Linked DNA regions of Mus musculus: region 2 is linked to region 1. Evidence: chromatin contacts called from ENCODE Hi-C data. All regions are on one chromosome and are shown on one strand. Each heading gives the region's core, a stretch centred on a gene start or an enhancer-like site at or near the end of the contact. The rest is flanking DNA. Distances are from core to core; before and after follow the strand shown.

What was found. Hi-C counts contacts between places; a loop is a spot of excess contacts on that map.
Region 2: a loop to region 1 is called in a map of gastrocnemius, with 10 times the contacts of the local background. The contact joins the enhancer-like site here to the promoter of Adora2a in region 1. A Hi-C loop is called at or near these places in 27 of 37 maps with a recorded cell type or tissue (Patski, T-helper 1 cell, T-helper 17 cell and 8 more).

The regions. Positions count from the first base shown.
Region 1 is chr10:75,315,581-75,318,280 of GRCm38, forward strand. Adora2a (adenosine A2a receptor) reads left to right here and starts at 1,297. Exons shown (of 3, transcript NM_009630.3): 1 at 1,297-1,567.
Region 2 is chr10:75,438,101-75,440,898 of GRCm38, forward strand. Upb1 (ureidopropionase, beta) reads left to right here. Exons shown (of 10, transcript NM_133995.4): 9 at 1-111; 10 at 1,754-2,798. The coding sequence ends at 1,864. Among named protein-coding and RNA genes, the nearest start is that of 4933407G14Rik, 10 kb to the right of the region's middle. Within about 2 kb of position 1,317, at least 2 of the 3 ENCODE cell types and tissues checked have a DNase peak (open chromatin) inside an H3K27ac peak, as active enhancers do; they include gastrocnemius and heart, where a contact is called at or near this core.

The DNA.
Region 1 (2,700 bases), core at 47-2,546:
GATACAGGTTTGCCAAAGGGATTGTGACTCACAGGTTGAGAACCACTGCTCTAGGAGGGTCCCCCTGGAGAAAGGTGCTGGGCCCTGGAATTGGAATGGTTGAGAGAGAGGAGGGATCCCCAGAACTGGCCAAGAGTTGGTCTCTACTTCATGAGTCCCCATATCCCCTTCAATGGGGCATTTTTAAGATAGTCATCCCAGGACACGAGTCTTGACAGGAATGGGCAGGATAGTATTGCTCCCCCAAGAGAACTCAGGAACAAACACGCAGAGTCCAGTTTGAGAATAGACCCTAGCTTGATCGTGTCTCATCCTTACCCCTGCAAGGCACATGGCGACGCACGCCAGTGTCAGGGCAGCCCTTGGCACTGGTCCTGCTTGGTGATGGTTTTAGGCTTCTTAACTGAAGCTGAGATGGCAGTGCTCCAGTCTTCTGTGCTCCCTCCAGAGGATCTCAGGTTTAAAGCAAATTGCACGAAGGTCCCTACTCTAACCAGATCTGTAGACACAGGCACACCCTCTACCCCACAGATGCTGTAACACTGCGAGGGTGGGCTCATCAAATGGAAATAAAAGGTCAGACTTTGGAAGAATGAGCCTGAGAGATGGGGTGGGGGGCGTCCAAGTCAAGTCCTGGTAGATGACAATCACCATTTCAAAGGCAGACATTGGCACCTGCACTCACTATGTGCCTACTTCTGAAGAGATATTCCTTCCCATCCTGACTGCAGCCCCCCGGGGGTCTAGCCTGGCTCTCAGCAAGCCTCCCCTCATACTTTCCTCTAACCAGACAGCCTGTGGGTTGCAAAGGTTCTAGAAGACAAGGTTCCAGAAAGGCTGTGGCCTTGTGTGAAGGGCTTGCCCTGTTGTGAACAGATTGAGATTTGCAAATCCTTCCAGAAAGACAAGATTCCACTTTGGGTCCAGCTGCCTCCAGTCGTGAGAGGAGGAGATTCCCAGCCCAGAAGTCTGAGAGTCCTAGTTAGGCTGTGGTGCAGATGCACTCCCTCCTTGCTCAGTAGTTCAGAGAAGTAAAGATGTGGGGGAGGAGTCACGGTTCACAGGCATCAGAGATGTAAGAACTGTAAAGGACCAACCCCCCTCCGCCCCCAGCCCCGGCCTAGGGTCGGGTGTGAAGCAGCTTGGGTCATAACAGCATCAGGGCAGCTTAGCTCCGATAAAGGGCAAAACTGGGAGGACCAGAGTGGCATAGACAGCCTAATGCCTTGTGGAGGAGCCACCGGAGAGGGGTGGGGCGCCAAGGCTTCATGGGTGGGGGCACTCGGGTGGGGGTGGGAGTGGCGCTGGAGGAGGCGGTCAGGACGCGTGGACCTGAAGCGCCCACGTTGGGGCGAAGGGTGCTTTGCTGCCGGACCCATCACCACCTCGCCCTTCCAGAGACAGTTTCCCCTGGTTCCCGCCTCGAGGCCTCGGTTTCCCCCAGCAGCGGGGCGGGGCGGGAGCAGCGCTGGTTTCGAAGTCGCCTGCAGGGTGCGCCCATGAGCGGCGCGGCCGGAGCTGGAGCCCGAGCGGTCGCTGAGACGGTGGGAGCCAGAGCAAGAGGCAGGTCAGCGGGGGTCCTGGGTCCCGGGGACCCTGGGGGTTTTCGGGTGGGCATCTTGGCGGTTGTGGCCGTCGGAGGCTGCGGAGCCTGGAGGTCTGAGCGAACCAGGGTCCTCCCGCCCCTCGGAGCGCCCGCCGCTCCCTCCGACCCTTCTTCCTTCCTGCTGTCGGGAGGGGAGTTCGCGGGTGCCGAGGTCCGAGCCTGCCCTGGCCACTTCGGGAGCGGTAGCAGCCCGGGTCCTCGGCGCGGTCACATCTCAAGTGTGGTGCCATCGGGGCGGTCCTCGGCGACCGGAAAGTGCTCAAGGGCAGCTAGGGAGGAAGGGGCTCGAGTAAGGCAGGGTAGCGGGATGCCTTACAGTCGTCTAGACCCGCCGGCGACACGAGCTGCTACAGCCGTCGATTTGTCGCCGCGCGGAGGGGACTGAACCTGCAAGCACACAAGTCCCTTTAGGGCGCGTCCCTACCAAAGCTAGGCTGCGGACGTCGAGGCGCGGCCGGAGGTAGGCGGGTCAGACTCTCGGGTTGGGGGTTCAAGCGGGCACCGGCTGCTTCGGGGAAGGCACGGCAAGAGCAGGGGAGTTTGGAACCCGGGGGAGGGGAGCATCCTGTTGACTGTGGTGGCGGGAACTTAGGGCACTGCGGAGAGTCCAGTGGACAACAGGGTGGGTGCCTGGGGGTGCCCAAAGCAGGGGTGCAAATGGCGGGAACGGTAACAACTCTCAAGGGTTTGGCAGAGGATGGGCACTGCCTTTGGAACCTTTAGACTAATCTTGCCCGCCCATGTAATGGGAGGAGCAGGAATTCACAGTGGACCAGAGAGACAGATGCAGCAGCCAGACAATCGCCAGGACTCCTTCTCCCCAGAATGGCTCAGGAGGGATTTGAATCCCTCTCCTTACCCAACCATAGACTGCACTTTGCCTCCCTGAGATGAGAGCCTGTTCTCTGTCCTTCTACCTGGGACTCTGTGCTGGTTGCCCGATCTCTGCCTCTACTGCCCAGCTCCTCCTCTACTCCCAGACCTCGTGGGCTTTCAGGAGGTTGCTCACAACCAACCAAGGATGTCCTAGGTGCCAGGACCCTTAAGACGATGATGGAGAGCTTTTCTGGGACAGGGAGTTAGGAAGGCTCTGC
Region 2 (2,798 bases), core at 67-2,566, 120 kb after region 1:
GCTCCCGATGGCAGCCGGACCCCCGGCCTCTCCCGTAATCAGGATGGGCTGCTGGTCACGGAGCTCAACCTCAATCTCTGCCAGCAGATCAATGATTTCTGGACTTTCAAGGTAGGTACTCGTGTCCCCTTCCGTTGCCCCGATACCCTGCCCAGTCTGCGGCTTCGGGAACTTCAGTGGACAGGTTTGCTCCAGCAGGCAGTTGGGGAAAGGCACCAACTCCCCCACTCCGCAGCTGAGTAGAGAGCTAAGACTCTGCTGGCTGTGGGGAGGAAGCACTGGGTGGCATGATGCGCAAGCAGAAGGTCTCAATAAATTCTCCCTTCATTGGATTTAGATTCTAGGTGCCTTTGTCCAAATTAATCTCAATTTCATTTGTCTAGAGAATACAGCCGGTTGGCTTCTGTGATCTGTTTTTTTTTCCCCCCTTTCCAGGCATTTGCACTTGTCACAAGATAAATGTGCATGTCTGGCTCAGCCTGCCACCAGGCTCCACCGTCTAGGCATTGAAACAATAGTGGGAATCGGGTCACGTGGGAAAACTGGAGCTTTGCCTGGCTCCCACTCCACCCTCCTCAGTTCCTTTGGTGCAAGCATCTTCTGTCCCTAGGACTTAAGACACAGTTTTAAAATCTGCCTGTGGGGTCAGCAGTCTAGGAGTGCAGGTGCCTGCCATGCTGAGATGGGACAGTGGTAGCCAAGGCCCCCTGGAAGGGCTCCTGACTGCAAAGAAAAAGCCCCAGTGTGGACTCTAAACTCTAGTCCCCGACTTCATCTGAGTGTGAAGTTGTTTTGTTTTTTGTTTTTTTGTTTTTTTTTAAGTTTTTTTAAGACATATTTATTTATTATATGTAAGTACACTGTAGCTATCTTCAGACATTCCAGAAAAGGGCGTCAGATCTCATTACAGATGGTTGTGAGCCACCATGTGGTTGCTGGGATTTGAACTCAGGACCTTTAGAAGAGGAATCAGTGCTCTTACCGCTGAGCCATCTCTCCAGCCTCTGAGTGAGAGTTCTTGATCATTTTCCAGAGGCCCAGATTCTTATTGGATAAACAAGACTCTGCTCATGAAATCTCCTGATTTCCCTGTCATTTTCTTGGGCCAATGGGGTTAAATTAGGATTCCCTCTCAGAACTTAGAGCCAAGAACTCAGCAGACTCTTTTGCCATGCATCTCCCGGAGCAACAAGCAGAGTGGTTTCTCATTAGACCCTTTCTCAGACCAAAAGCCTTTCCCGTGGTGATGCATGTGAGCTCATTTCCAGGCTGCTGGGAGGGGCTGGCACAGGAGAGGGTGTGAGGGAGAGCCTATCTGGGGGTGCGCAGCTTTTGTAGAGCTCCCAGCTTTCCACCCCAGGTCTCCATCTGTGTCTATAACAAGTTGCTACACAGAGCAGAGAGAGTTCCGATTCCATTCAGTTCCTAGCTGGTATACACTCCTCTTCTCCATCCTGTCCTAAGTCAGACCACATCTCCCCGATTGAGAGGTGAAGGTCAACTGGGATGGACTGTGTGAACATCACGAACTCTGGAACATCACTGGAATTAGTGTTGAGGTCATCACACAGCCATTCTTTGTCTCAAATAGCCCTGTCAATCAGCATGGTGGATGCATTTCTGTCCTGTGGCTGCCCCCTAGTGGCCAGAAGTGGCAGCGAATAGGTTTTGGGGGGTTTTTGTTGTTGTTGTTGTTGTTGTTTTGTTTTGTTTTGTTTTAAAATCTTCCCAAGCCTATGTGTTTCGATTTCAGATGACGGGACGACTTGAGATGTATGCCCGGGAACTTGCCGAAGCGGTCAAACCCAACTACAGTCCCAACATTGTGAAGGAAGACCTGGTACTAGCCCCTAGCTCGGGTTAGGTTTGGGGACATATCCGGCCCCAGTGGATAAGTTTTAAAATGTATACAAGGCGGAGTTTTTAATACTCAGGCAGGAGGAGGGTAGAATAGGCACTTAACTGCGTATGTGTGATAATTGTTAATGATGAATATGAGAACTTTCTTCTGGGGACTTGGAAATGTTTGGGGATTCAAAAGATGATTCAACATCATTGAAATTTTATTAAATGTGACTGGATCGGTATACTTCAAAAGTGTTTTGTGTAGTGTAGATTCTACCCCAGGATAAGATGCTGTAGGATCATATTAAGGCCATGGAAAGGAGCTGGTCCGGAGGAGAATGGGATGTGGTAATACCTGGGCGTGGGCAGCTTTGATAGACTTCCCAGCTTCCCACCCTGGTCTCCATTTGTGTCTATAATGAGATGCTACGTGGACCAGGCCGACCTTCTCTGCTCCTCTACCTGGTGTCCTGTTCCTCAGCTCCATTCCGACCCCATCTCAAGGTTCCATCAGCTCCTCAAGGGGCAATCTGGGAAACTGTGTACTAGCAGGAAGACAGTAAGAGCAGATGAGAGTCACAGAGACCATAGCATCTCTGTGAGCAGATGGACTGTTCATAGGATAAGCTGAGTCAACTTAGCTATGGCCCAATTATTCAGGCAGGCACAAACCTAGGTGTCTTAGTTAGGACTTTACTGAACAGACACCATTACCAAAGCAAAATTATAAGGACGATATTTAATTGGGGCTGCTTACGGGTTCAGAGGTTCAGTCCATTATCATCTAGGTGGGAACATGGCAGCATCCAAGCCGACCTGGTGCAGAAGAAGCTGAGAGTTCTACATCTTCATTTGAAGGCAGTCAGGAGAAGACTGGCTTCCAGACAGCTAGGATGAGGGTCTTAAAGCCCACGCCCACAGTGACACACCTACTCTAGCAAAGCCACCAAATA